2 separate regions of the Homo sapiens genome follow, and region 2 is linked to region 1. A link is a contact called in ENCODE Hi-C or POLR2A ChIA-PET data. All regions are on one chromosome and are shown on one strand. Each heading gives the region's core, a stretch centred on a gene start or an enhancer-like site at or near the end of the contact. The rest is flanking DNA. Distances are from core to core; before and after follow the strand shown.

Region 1 (7,196 bases), core at 1,552-4,051:
TTATGCCCAATTTCTGCCTCCAAAGAAAGAAGAAGTAAAAACTAAAAGGCAGAAATGAAATCCACAGGCAGACAGCCTGGCGCCGTGCCCTGGGCCTGGTTAAAGATTGACCCCTGACCTAACTGGTTATGTTATCTATAGATTCCAGACATTTTATGGAAAAGCACTGTGAAAATCCCTGTCCTGTTCTGTTCCGTTGTGATTGCCGGTGCATGCAGCCCCCAGTCACATACCCCCTGCTTGCTCAGTTGATCACGACCGTCTCACACAGACCCCCTTAGAGTTATAAGCCCTTAAAGGAGACAGGAATTGCTCACTTGGGGAGCTCGGTTTTTGGAGACGTGAGTCTTGCCGAAGCTCCTGGCCGAATAAAGCCCTTCCTTCTTTAACTCGGTGTCTGAGGGGTTTTGTCTGCTGCTTGTCCTGCTACACCTCTACCTACACTGAGATTTTTTTGCTGCACAGACCTTCAAGCTTCAGAAGTTTACAACAGTATTGGAATAAAAACACAAAAGATATGCCTCTGATGTCATTCTCAACACCAGAGCACCGTCTATTACATTGCTCTCCTGTCTTGTGTCTTATTCCCCAGTATTAAATCCCTTCATTTTTCTCTATGTAATCACTGAAGTGGTCTTTCTAAATGTGGAATTTACTGTATCACTTCTCTACTTATAAACTGCTGTGGCTCTTGATTAGTCATAAGTTAAAGAGCAACTTCTAAGTATGTCATTCAAAGTCATTCACAAGCAAGGCCTAACCTATTTCCAGCCTCATCTCCTGACCCCACCTCCCCCAACACCTGGGCTTCACCATATCCCACAGTTATGCTTTAGTGCCCAGCCTTCCCTGAATCTCCACACCCCCCATGTCAGTTCCGTGGCCCTGTGCTCTCTGGGCCTGGGCTCTGACCTCTCTTCCTCAACTACAGACTATCTATCGCTGAAGATCCTCTAAGGTTCTGCTCAAATGTTACCTCTCAGCCGGGCAGTCCCTCTCACCCCCAAGGAAGAGTAAATTGCTCCATCTCTTAGCCTCCCTTGAAACATTGCATTTCTACTAGCGGGGTGTACACATCACATAACATTGTTGAAATGTGTGAGTTGTCCGTACTATGATTTGTCTATCTCCTGGTATCTCCTAGAAGGAATTTTTGTTTCTCGCTCGCAGGGTGTAAATTTGTTTTTATATAAAAGTTGTGACCAAGTATCTTAATAGCATTTATTGAATATTACCAGACAGAGTTATTCAATCATTGTTCTCTCATTTATTAGGTCTATAATTTGGGTAAATTTCTTTATTTTTCTGAGTATCATGCTTACTCATCTCTATAAATAGAAATGCCAAGATAAATGGGCAAATGGGTGAATCTAGTGGGCCTGGGACTTGAGCAGAAATGACACTTTATGACTTCCAAGGCTAGGTCATAAAAAGTCAGAGTTTCCTCTTTTTCCTGTCTCTGAGGACACATGCCTTGGAAGCCCTTAGGTGACATATAAAAGATCAGCTACCCTGAAGCATGCTAGAGAGACCACATGGGGAGGCCACATAAAGATAGCGATATCCAAGAAGCCCTAGCTACTATAACCTGCAGCGGTTTGAATTTTCCAAGTATAACCCACCAAAAATATGAATGAGTGAGCCCTTAAGTTATTTCAGTTCTAACTTTTGAGTAACCCTAGTCGACATGGAATAAAGCAAGAGTGAACAGTCTCTTTGGCAGAAGTTCTGCCAAATTGCAGATTCATGAGCAGAATGAACATTGTCATAGAGCACTAAGTGTTGTGATTTTTAATACAATCCTCCAAAATTATTATTGCATATGTGTTTTATAATTGAGAGCAATTAATATGCTTCTTTAATTTTGAAATTCTTAGTTTAAAATTATATGATACTGGTAGACAATTTCCAGAATTTTGGCATAATAACCTACATGTACCCTCTCCCTAGTGAAACAACCTAATTGGTGAAACTGAGAAAAGAAACCCAAACATTTTAAATCTTTGGAACTTGTTCTATGGGCATACAGCATAAAAAGAAACATTTATTTAAGAAAATCTACCAAATTTTGCTAAGAACAGTGAAATTTGAGCTACTTCCTGTTCTTTCTTTCCCCATCCAGCTCAGCAAAATGACAGCTCTACTCTGCATAGATGCAGGCAAGATCAAAGCTCTTTCCCATCGGCCAAGAACATAGGCCTTGTATGACTGTTCCAAATAAAGTCAGTCCCTTAAGTATCTCCATGAGAAGTATCTCTATGAGAAGGGCAAGCTACCAGCTCAGTGCTACAGAGACTCTGTTTGAGGCAAGAACAATGAGAGGTCTGGGGCTTCCTTTCTCCACCCAGCTCCCACTCATACCCCAGGTATGGCAGGCCAAGAATACTGGGGCCCTAACTGCCCTCACCTGTAGCTTAGAAAGCCAAAGGTTCCTCACAAAAGGAGGCAAGTTGAGAAGACCAGAGGCTGCTGCCTCAATCCAGTGCCCTGCTTGCGAAGCAGGGGTGCCACTCAGAGAAGTAAGCCACTATCCTGGTCCCTACCTCCAGAGCAGCGACACAACGGTTTTGCCCAACTAGATACGTTGGTCCTAAGAGGAGAAAGCTCGAAAGCTCCACTTAAGGAACTGACTTTATTTGGAACAGAAAGTAAGGGAAATTCGAGCCTAAGGGCTTTCTGGGAAACAGTGGAGGTAAGCAGTGATTGTAAGTAATTAAGAGAGGGCTGGTAGTTCCATGACAGGAGCAAGCTGCACTACAAACAAGGTGGAACTTTGGCAGAGAAAACCAGGAAACAGACAGCTAAAAAGAGCCCTCCTGTGGTTGGAACAAACCTCAACAGTGGCCTCAAAGATAGGAAGCAATTTAGGCCCAAGGGCATCATCAAAAACAATGGAATAATCAGCTAGCAATTGATGGAAGCTATAATAATAGCTAGATATAATACTGAGACAAGCAGACAGCTTAACAGAATGACTGGGAAGGAGAAAGTCAAAAACAGCCCTGCTAAATTCACCATTATCCCTGGTGACTATGCACATGGCCAAGGCCACATCCTCTGAAGAGTGACTGAGAAATTGCACAGTACAAAAATATAGACTTTCTTAAATAGTTCAACAAGGTCACTAAACACATAAAAAAAAAAACAACAACTCTACTGGGGCGTGTGTGTGTGTGTGTGTGTGTGTGTGTGTGTGACTATTCACTGTTGCTACAATAGTGTATCTAAAATGATATTTTTAACAAAAAATCACAAGATTTGCAAAAGCAAAAAAGGAAATCAATCTATATACAAGAAAAAAAGCAGGCAACACCAACTGCCTTTGAGAGAGTTCTGTTTTAAAATTTAGCAGACAAAGACCTCAAAGAAGCTATTATAAATGTGCTCAAAGGGGCTGGGCATGGTGGCTCGTGCCTGTAATCCCAGTACTTTGGGAGGCCAAGGCAGGCGGATCATAAGGTCAGGAGTTTGAGATCAGTCTGGCCAAAATGGTGAAACCCCATCTCTACTAAAAATACAAAAATATTAGCCAGGCGTGGTGGCACATACCTGTAATCCCAGCTACTTGGGAGGCTGAGGCAGGAGAATTGCTTGAACCCAGGAGGCAGAGGTTGCAGTGAGCCGAGATCATGCCACTTCACTCCAGCCTGGGCAACAGAGCAAGACTCCATCTCAACAACAACAACAACAACAACAAAAATGTGCTAAAAGAACTAAGGTAAAAAAGGCAAAGGGGTAAAGGGAAAGGAAAAGGTAAAATAAAAATGAAAAGGTAGAGGGCATAATGACAATGTCTTATCACTGTGAAATAGAAAATATCATTTCTGTATCTCACAAGAATAAAGTTAGTATAAATCCCAAGGATATTCTGACAAGTTAAGATGTATGTGGTAAGCCCAGCATACATAAAATAATTAAATATATAATAAAAAGGAACTAAAAGTTGCATAAGTTCATTAAAGGAAATAAAAGTCACACTAGAAAAATATTTACTTAATGCAAAAAAGCGATAAATGAGAAAAAGTAGAATAAAAATGACACGAGAAATATAGAAAAAAGAAAGATAAAATGTAAGATATAAATACAGTTTTATCAATAATAAAAATAAATGTGAAAGGATTAATTATGCTGATCAAAAGCATAGATTGACAGTCCAGATATAGAAAGATCTGTCTTAGTTCATATGGGATACTATTACAAAATACCATAGACTGGGTGGCTTATAAACAACAGAAATTTCTCACAATTTTGGAGGCTTGATAGTCCAGGATGAAGCTGCCAGGAGATAGAGTGTCTGGTGATGGCTTGCTTCTTTATAGACAGCTGTCTTCTCATCATAACCTCATGTGATGGAAGGGAGAAGGAGTCTTTCTTCAGCCTCTTTATAAAAGAGTACTAATCCCATTTATGATGGCTTTACCCATGTAACATAATCACCTCCAAAAGACCCCAATTACTAATACTACCACCTTGGGAGTTAGGATTTCAACATAAGAATTCGTGGGGGGACAAAAACATTCAGATTATAGCAAAATCCACCTTTATGTTCACTACAGGAAATGCACTTCAGATTCAAAGATGCAATTAGGTTTAATTAATAACAATTTCATTTATTAATACAATAGCATCAAATAATCAAATACTTAGGAATAAATTTAACAAAAAAGTAAAAGACTTCTACATTCAATAATACAAAACATAACTGAAAGAAATCAAAGTCGATCTAAATAAATGGTAATCCATGTCATACTTACAGATTGGAAGACTTAATATGGTTAAAATGGCAATATTCCCCAATGTTCTCCAAATTGATCTACAGATTCACCACAATCCCTATGAAAATCACAGCTACATTTTTTGCATACATTGATAAGCTGATCCTGAAATTCATATGGAAATTTGATGGGCTCACAATATCTAAAATTATCATAAAAAAGATGGGGGTTGGAGAACTCGAACTTCTCAATTTTAACATTCAATAGAAAGCTATAGTAATGAGTACAGTATGGTATTAGCATAAGGATAAAAATAAATATCAGTGGAATAGAGTTTATAGTTCAGAAGTAAACTCTTACATTTATGGTCAATTAATTTTCAACAAGGATGCCAAGACAATTAAGTGGGGGAAAGAATAATCTTTTTAACAAATCTTTTTTAACAACCAGATATCTACATGTAAAAGAATAAAGTTTTCCCTCTTCCTCACACCATATAAAAATATTAACTCAGAATGGATCATAGATTCAAAAATGTAAAAAACAAAAGTATAAAACTCTTAGAAGAATATATAGAGGTAAATCTTTATAGTCTTGGCTTAGGCAAAGCCTTCTTAAATATGACAAGGAAAATACAAGTAACAAGAAAAAATAGATAAATTGAACTTTACCATAATGCAATTGAAAACTTTTGCTCTTCAAAAGATGTTAACAAGAAAGTGGAAACATAATCCAAAGAATGAGATAAAATATTTGCAAACCATGTATTGAATAACAGACCTATATTTGTAATATATAAAGAACTATTAAATTCAACAATAAAAGACAATCCAATTAAAAATGGACAGAGTTTAAATAGATATTTCTTTAAAGAAGACATACAAATGTTCACTAAGCACATGAAAAGATTCTGCATATAGTTAGTCATAAGGGAAATGCAAACAAAAACCACAGTGAGCTACCACTTCACGTTCACTGGGATGGCTATGATTTAAAAGAGGTAATATTTGTTGGTGAAGATGTGGAGAAATAGAAACCCTCATAGATTGCTGATGGGAGTGTTAAATGGTGCAGTTCCTTGGGAAAACAGTCTAGCAGTTTCTCAAAAGTCTAAACATATAGTATATGACCCAGCAATTCCACTTTTAGGTATATACCTAAGACAAATGAAAACACATATTCCTATAAAACCTTATAAAGAAATATTTATGCTTTTCCAGGTTTAATTGGCTATTTTTATATTCCTTTTTCATCTCTACTATTGGCTTATTATTTCCACATCTACTAAAATTTTTTAGTGATTGCTTTAAAGTTTGAATGTATATTCTTAACTTACCATAGTCGGCTTTTAAATTACATTAAACAACTTCAGATATAATGTAAAAACCTTACAAATCTTCCATTTCCTCTCTTCCATTCATTATGCTATGTTTGTCAAACTTTTAAATTCTACATGTGTAATAAAACCGTATGTTTTATTATTATTTTTGTTTTAAGTAATCATCTTTTAAAATGACTTAAGAAAAATGTACTTTATTTGTATTTACCTTTGTTTTGCCATTTACAGCACTTTTTATTAATTTGTCTAGTTTCACATTTTGATTTGCATTATTATTTACTTGGTCTTAAGAGCTTCTTTTAACATTTCATCGCTGCATGTTGTTTTCCTGAACATTTTTTATTTGATCTTCCTTACTGAAATATATTTATTTTCACTGCATTTAGAATTCTAGATTAATGGATTTCTTTTCTTTTCTTTTCTTTTTTTTTTTTTTTTTTTTTTTTGAGACAGAGTCTCAGTCTTGTGGCCCAGGCTGGAATGCATGATCTTGGCTCACTGCAACCTCTGCCTCCCAGGTTCAAGCAATTCTCCTGCCTCAGCCTCCTGAGTAGCTGGGATTACAGGTGACTGCCACCATGCCCAGCTAATTTTTGTATTTTTAGTAGAGATGGGGTTTCACCATGTTGGCAGGCTGGTCTTGAACTCTTGACCTCAGGTGATCTGCCCACCTCAGCCTCCCAAAGTGCTGGGATTACAGGCATGAGCCACTGAGCCTGGCCTGATGGATTTTTTTTAACTTCATTATTTTAAAGGTGTCAATCCATTGTTTTCTGGATTACATATTTTTAAGAAATTTGTCATCATCCTTATCTTTGTTCTTCATGTAGTCTTTTCTCTGGGTGCCTTTGGTATTTACTGTATCTTTGGTTTTCAGCAATTTGACTATGATGTATTTGGGTATGTATGTATGTATTTGTTTATATGTATGTGTGTTTGTGTGTATCTGAATGCTAATTGTTGTTCTCTGAGTCTATTAAATTTATGGATTTTATTCATTTGGAAAATTATTGGCCATTGTTTTCTGAAGTATTCTGCCATGTTTTCTTTCTTCTCCTTTGGGGATGCCAATTACATACATGTATGTTAGGCAACTTGATATTGTCACACGAATGTTAGATACTTTGTTCTGTTTTTCATTC
Region 2 (6,681 bases), core at 2,323-4,822, 260 kb before region 1:
TCCTCTGCTATTATGGGGTGTATACCACTCTGCCCACAAGCCTGGGCAAATCTATATTACTTATTAAGACACAGTATTAGAACAAGTTTCTCCAGATTTGCCCAAATCCACTTAGACACTTAGAATCGTCTAAGTAAACTATAATTGTTTTAATTTGTTGTTTTCTTAGCTATGCATTAAAGGCTGCTGAGGTATGAGCTGGGCTGTTGTCAGTCTCTCCCCTTGGCCTCCAAGTTGTCTCTGCTTCCATCCCCAGCCCAGATCTTCGCATCTTTGCTTCCTTTGCATCTTCGAGGTACGCTTAAAGGCCTACCCTCTAGAAAAGCCTGTTCTGCAACTACATTAGCTTAAGTACCCACCATTACATCTGTCACATTATCCTGCATTCTCTGCTCCCTGGCAGTGATCACTACTTATTATTAAGTAGGAATAACTTAATAATAATCATGAAATTATTATTTGCCTATGAATTTGTTATCCATCTTTCCCTACCAGATATACAGATGGTCCTCAACTTTCCATAGGGTTATGTCCTGATAAACCCACCCTAAATTGAAAATAGCAGTCGAAAATGGCATTTTGTAGACATGATAGGATTCAAAAACACAAAACACAATATCCCCAAAATGCTGGTGACACAGTCCACTGTATAGTATCAGCTGTTTAGCCTCTTGATTGCATGGCTGACTGGGAGCTCTGGCTCCCAGCCATTGCCTGGCATCGCAAGAAAGTAACATATCAGACATCAACTAACCCAAGAAAAGATAAAAAATTCAACATTAGAAGTATGGTTTCCATTGAATGTGCATTGCTTTCACACCATCGTAAAGTCAAAAAATCTTAAGTCAAACTGTAGTAAGCTGGGGAGTGTCTGTAAGGATGTGTGTGTGTGTGTGTACACATATGTGTATATATAGATAGCTTATTGGACCTACTGGTATGAAATGCACACACACATGTTGGATTTATATTTTTGTTGTGAAAGCAATGGATGGCCATGTGACCAAAGTCTTGGATGACTTGTCCTGGGTTTCTCTGCCTTTCTCGTTTCCGTGTGCCTGAGGGAGATAGAGGAGGAGGTGGGCTGTATGGGAAGAGTGACAGTCCTTGCCACTTTCTGGTTGGTCATTATAAAATATTTCTAGCTTAGTCATATATTTAATTAGGCTTTAAAGGCCAGAGGAGGATTTTTTTCCCGCTTTCTTGCTGAAAGATTTAAGAAAATCTCAAATAAGATGAATGGATAGTTCATTTATAGGATGAACTTAAAAATATGTAAGGAAAATATAGCGAGTTTGCCAGAGGTTTCATTGAATCAGGACCGGTCATTTCTTTTGCTATACTAAAATCTCAAAGTGAACATGTATACACATCTCAAATGTGCTCAAATGCACGGAAGCATGACAGGAGGAAGATACACCGTGTTGTTAACAATGACCTTTTCTGAATGGTAAATTTCTGGGTGTTTTTCTTATTTACTCTTCATAGTTTTTGTGTTTTTATGTTTTCCATAGTGACCATGTATTACTTTATGCTAAAAAATTACCAAAAATTTAAAAAAATCTGTAAAAAATTTACAAAAATCAGTGTTAAAGAAGGCTAAAGAAGGCTATCTTAAAAAATACATTCCTTAAAAATTGAGAAATAATCATGTACATCTATGAAGACACTCAATTTACCACATAAAAAAATTTTATAAATTGTGACTATAGAACTAGACTAGTCTATGAAATTGATTTAAACCACACAATAGTTTGTAATAATGGAAACTAGAAAACCTATAGTTGTGAGTCATAATGAAATAAGTGGTTAAACCAAAGTAAATACACTTATTTAAATTTTCATTGTGGGTTTAATCAAAACTTTTGTGGGATGGAAAAAGTCATAATTTTGAAGACAACTTTTATTCACAAAGCAAATTTTATGTTTTTTCCTCAGTTGTTCCTTATTTTACCCTATTTTATTCCACAACTAATAAATAGTTCTTAACTGATAGGCATCCAAAGATACCTGTCAAACTGAATGTGAATCTATATTGGAACTTGAAAATACACATGTGATACTCAAAAAGTCCTTTTGAATTTCTGACAATCTTCCATGTACATTATAATATGCCTTCTGGACTAAACATGCCAAGCTGCGGCATGCCCAGCACAGCTGCAAACTCATGTATCTCTAATTAAGTTAACAAGCAGAAGACTTGAAAATAACATCTCTTTATTTTGAGTTAGGGAACAGAATACCCAAACTGGTGGACTTCCAACCCCATGATTCTCCTTCTAGCCATTAAAAGAATCCAAAGCCAAGCTTGTGATTTGTAAAATATACACTAAGTAGAGTGAGAATACCTCTTGGGAGTTCCCACCCTCTTGGGAGTTCACTGATGCTTCTGATCACAGGAAGGCCAGTTCACAAGGGACTGTGGAATATGCTTCCAGTGACATCATCAAACTTCTACAGTGTGAAGATTGTGATGGTACCATTATGGGATGATCTCTAGCCAGTTATCTCAACATGCTGGGTCTCAGTGCTCAGTGTACTCTGATTGACATGGGGCCAGCTCGGCGAATTTCACAGGGCAGTTGTGAGCAGTACTGAGATCATGGACATGAAAGGGCCTCAGAAATCATAGATCTCTCTAAATATGGAGCATGACACTGAGGCTTCACATGGCAGCAACTATTGCAATCTATTTCTGCCTATGTGCCTTCAATGATAACTGTTTTACCTTCATTGGTTTTTAAACTAATAATCTTAAATCACTTTCCATTTTTTATGGGCAACTGAATGGCTAGTAAATCAGAAATGAATTTGACCTGTTATTGGACTATAAGAAACAAAATTGGGCTAAAAAAGATTTCAGAAAGCAATACCCGTTGATCTGTTATGTATTCAATACAATAGTTTCATTTTGAGTCCCTACTGTGTGCCGGGCAGCACCCTTTGCCCTGGCAGGCAGTTTCTCATAACGTTTCCATTTTAAACACAAGGACACACAGGAAACAAGGCTTTTGGACGGAGGAAGGCAGATGATTTACCTGGAACTGAACCTGGATATGGCTGGGGTGGGCCTCACTGTGTCCTGAATCCTGGAACTGGACCTGCATGTGGCTGGGGTGGGCCTCGCTGAGTCCTGAGTCCTGGAACTGGACCTGTGTGTGGCTGGGGTGGGCCTCACTGAATCCTGAGTCCTGGAACTGGACCTGGATGTGGCTCGGGTGGGCCTCACTGTGTCCTGAATCCTGGAACTGGACCTGCATGTGGCTGGGGTGGGCCTCGCTGAGTTCTGAGTCCTGGAACTGTATCTGTGTGTGGCTGGGGTGGGCCTTGCTGAGTCCTGACTCCTGAGCAGGGGACATTGGAGAAAGGACAGGATGCTGGCTTCGATTCAAAATCCCTCTGTGTGAGAGGATAGATAGCAGTGAGCGTGCTGGGCCTGGCTTTCCTTCCTAGACAGAGGGTGAGTAAACGCCTCCTCTCGGGCCAGCATTCTACTTGTCTAATCTCTGCGCTGAGACTTTTGCTTACTCATGTTCAGGGGCTCTCTCTTTACACACAGGCATACTTTTGAACTGAATAATACCACTTCCCCTCCAAAAGTCTGTGGGCCAGGCCGGTGCTTGCACTCTGTGCCTCCACTGTGTCCAGGGCATCTGCCTTGCTGCTTCAGGGCCGTGTGGCTCCTCCAGTGGCGCCTCAGACCTGCCAGAGAAGGGCAGTGCAGAGCCAGGGCGGCAGGAGCCCCAGCAGAGCTGGCCTCTCCCTTCCTGGCTCGCTGGGGAGCCGACAGCACCACAGAACCCGGGGTGGGACAGAATGGGGCAGTGTGGACGTGGGGATGACGGAGATTGCATGATTATCACCAAAGGTGAGCTCAGAGACATCTGGTAGAAGGTAGGGGGAGATACAGAATTCCTAAATGGGGTTGGCATCAAAGATCACTGCTGGAAAATCGGCTTCAAAACCCGGCCAGCTGACTTCAGGAAGCCAGCTCTTTGTTCAAAGTCAAGACTGCCCTGTGCTACCTCCCTTCCCCTCTGACTTCACGTCCCTCTTTGTTACTGGAGAGCTGGTGAGCACCAGGCAGTAGAAAGGTGCCAAGGGCTGCTGGGGGCTGCAGACTGCACAGCCCAGCCCAGCCTCCACCACCCCAGCAGGCTCACTGGGCAGCTCACTCTTTCTTCCTCAGCTTTGCATGAGACAGCTCAGTGCTGCCTGCCAGGGTGCAACTCTTCTCTTCCTAGACAGGCCCTCACAACCGAAGGCACCCTAGCAAGGTGATGTGCAGGTAAAGACAGGCAGGGCTGCCGGGAGTTCACCTCGCTGGGCGCTGTCTCACCCAGTCCACACACCTTTTCTCCTCTATCTTCTATTCAGTTCAGGCCCGTGACTCACTCCTTGATGACAAAGGCTGAGTAATATTTCCCATATGAAGCTGTTTATTTGCTGGTTGAGCTGTCGCCCTAGAAGTCATGTGAATACCAAGCATGGCTGAGAAGCTCCGTGGCCAGATGGAGTCAGCCACAGAGGTTGCATGATGACCCTTTGGCCAGGCTCACTCCACCCTGCTCTGAGATGCACACCAGGCACCAAAGTTGCTTGTTCTTTTGTTCATTAATTCAACTACAACATATCTAGTAAAGTAGCGCGAAGGTAGCTGCTAAGGATGAATCAGAAGTACTCACTGCCCTGAAGGAATATGTGAGTCCTTTGGGGAGGCAACTTTACACATGAAACAGTCACAGGACATCTCAGAGCCATGCAGTGTAGAGGTGTGCTAAAGGAACACACGTCAGAAAGAGAAGTCAGTCAGCTCGAGAACTGGGACGAAAGCACCAATATTCCTCATTACCAAGCAAATGAAAACATAATACTTCACATTCAGATTAGAAGACTACCTTGCCTACAAGTGCCAAGTGTTGGGCTTGGTGACTTCACCATACGTAAAATACATAGTCCCACCATTTACCACTAAAAATAAAGTTTCTTCCATTTCTTTTTTTTATGCCTTCCCATCCTCTGGATTCGAATTGGGGGATACAAGTTATTATCCTTCCTGGTTTGTTCATAGTTATCTGTAAGAAACACATCTTCATTCATTCTTCTTATAGTCAAAAATCCTGAAACAGATATGTAATTTGCAAGGAAATAAAAGATCTCTGACTCAAAAATTGGGATTGGAAATTCTTTTTGCAAATGTTTATCTGCAGAGAGATTTTGTTTGGCTTCCGTGGGGTGGTGCATATCCACCCCTAGCCCAAGATGGTTTAAATGTTCTTTTAAAATTTTTCTTCAATTTTTACCCATGTTTTTTAAAAAATCAATCTCTACTGCAGAATTGCGATTTAAAGCCATCTCTATAAACATACACACATTTACATTGGTTTACCCATGAACATTAGGAAAAAAGCATAAAAGCCCCTCTTTCAAAAAAAAAAAGACAACCAAAAATCGAAAGAAAAGAGCAATCACAAAGACACCAGGAGCAGGTCAGTGCACCAGTGTGCTTCTTTTTTTTTTTTTTTTTTCTGAAAGCAAAGATGCTCCCTGCGCTTGTCCCTTTGACCTCTGCAGCACTGGGCCACAGAATGGCCACGTCTAGCTGCTCCACTGTTCCATGACAGCTGTTAGCCTGGGAGGCTGTGCTGTGTGAATGTCTCTGAATGCTGACAGCGCAAGGGGTCAGCAGCAGGGACCTCAGAGCATGCTGGACACCCCAGGGCCTCTGGACTTTTCCCCCGAGGGTCAAACATGCAACTCTCAGTACTGACAGGAGCAGGACAGCCAGTGAATTGAATTGCTGGGGGGCAGAGGGCGCTCAGTGCCTTTGGGGTAGCTTGGGGAGAAGCAGCTTCGAGAGGGAGTGTCCGAGGGGCCCAAGCCGCCCCGCCTGTGGTTTCTAAGCCGACCCTAAGGTCTAAGCTCGCATGGTGCTGCTTCAGGCTGGAGGTGTTCCCTGAGTCGTCGTCATCTTGTCCTCTTTACTGCGGGGAACAGATGAGAAGCAGTAAAAGGAAGAAAAATAACCTTCCTAAAAGATTACTGACTCAATTTTACCAATGAGCAGTCCACTGCTTGCTTTTTTCAAGTTATAGAAACATGTCATGTTGTCAGCAGAACGATGCAGCCAGTAGTTTATGTTCATGTCATAAAGTGTTTGAAGAGTGAAAAAAAAAAAAAGAAGGTGGAAAGCCAGCCTCTGCCGGCAGTTTAGTCGACAGAACCACAGGCAGCTGCACTGTTACTGGCACATGTCAGTGGGCACTGGGCTCAGTGGAGTCCATGGTTTGGAATCCTGGTGCCACCCCTATGAAGGCAACATCTTAATCATGTTGGGTCTGTTTTCTTCATTTGTAAAACAAGGACTCATGTACCTGTGACTCCTGGGAGGGAAGTGAGAGGGGAGAGTCCCTGGTCAAAGCACCTGGCCCCTTAGTCAGACTTGAGTCTGAGTGAGACTAGAGGGGTTGCACAGGAGGAATCCCGTCCCTTTCTCTAAGCACTCAGAGGTTGCCGGCCTGCCCTCCTGCTCACATGTTGTGATGACCTCACCATGGAGCGGGGAAGCTGGTGCTGACCGCAGCTGACCAGCCCGCCTGGACACAGGGATGCGTCTGCGGCTTGAAAGGAAGGCAGCTGGCCTTGTGTCTAGCAGGGATCCTGTGCGGGGCACATACAGCT

Evidence for each region. Hi-C counts contacts between places; a loop is a spot of excess contacts on that map. ChIA-PET counts read pairs that join two places held with the same protein, here RNA polymerase II (POLR2A). Pooled maps may share reads with other maps.
Region 2: a loop to region 1 is called in a map of PC-9, with 5 times the contacts of the local background. The contact joins two enhancer-like sites. A Hi-C loop is called at or near these places in 4 of 168 maps with a recorded cell type or tissue (Caco-2, Calu3, HepG2 and 1 more) and 2 of 50 pooled maps. POLR2A ChIA-PET finds 5 or more read pairs at or near these places in 1 of 52 experiments (WTC11).

What each region holds. Positions count from the first base shown.
Region 1 is chr7:54,873,481-54,880,676 of GRCh38, reverse strand. No RefSeq gene overlaps it. Among named protein-coding and RNA genes, the nearest start is that of SEC61G-DT, 120 kb to the right of the region's middle. Within about 2 kb of position 2,801, at least 2 of the 41 ENCODE cell types and tissues checked have a DNase peak (open chromatin) inside an H3K27ac peak, as active enhancers do.
Region 2 is chr7:55,130,787-55,137,467 of GRCh38, reverse strand. All of the region lies in intron 1 of EGFR (epidermal growth factor receptor), which reads right to left. Among named protein-coding and RNA genes, the nearest start is that of EGFR-AS1, 55 kb to the left of the region's middle. RefSeq lists enhancers at 3,689-4,688, 3,629-4,828, 5,342-6,249, 6,555-6,681. Within about 2 kb of position 3,572, at least 25 of the 41 ENCODE cell types and tissues checked have a DNase peak (open chromatin) inside an H3K27ac peak, as active enhancers do.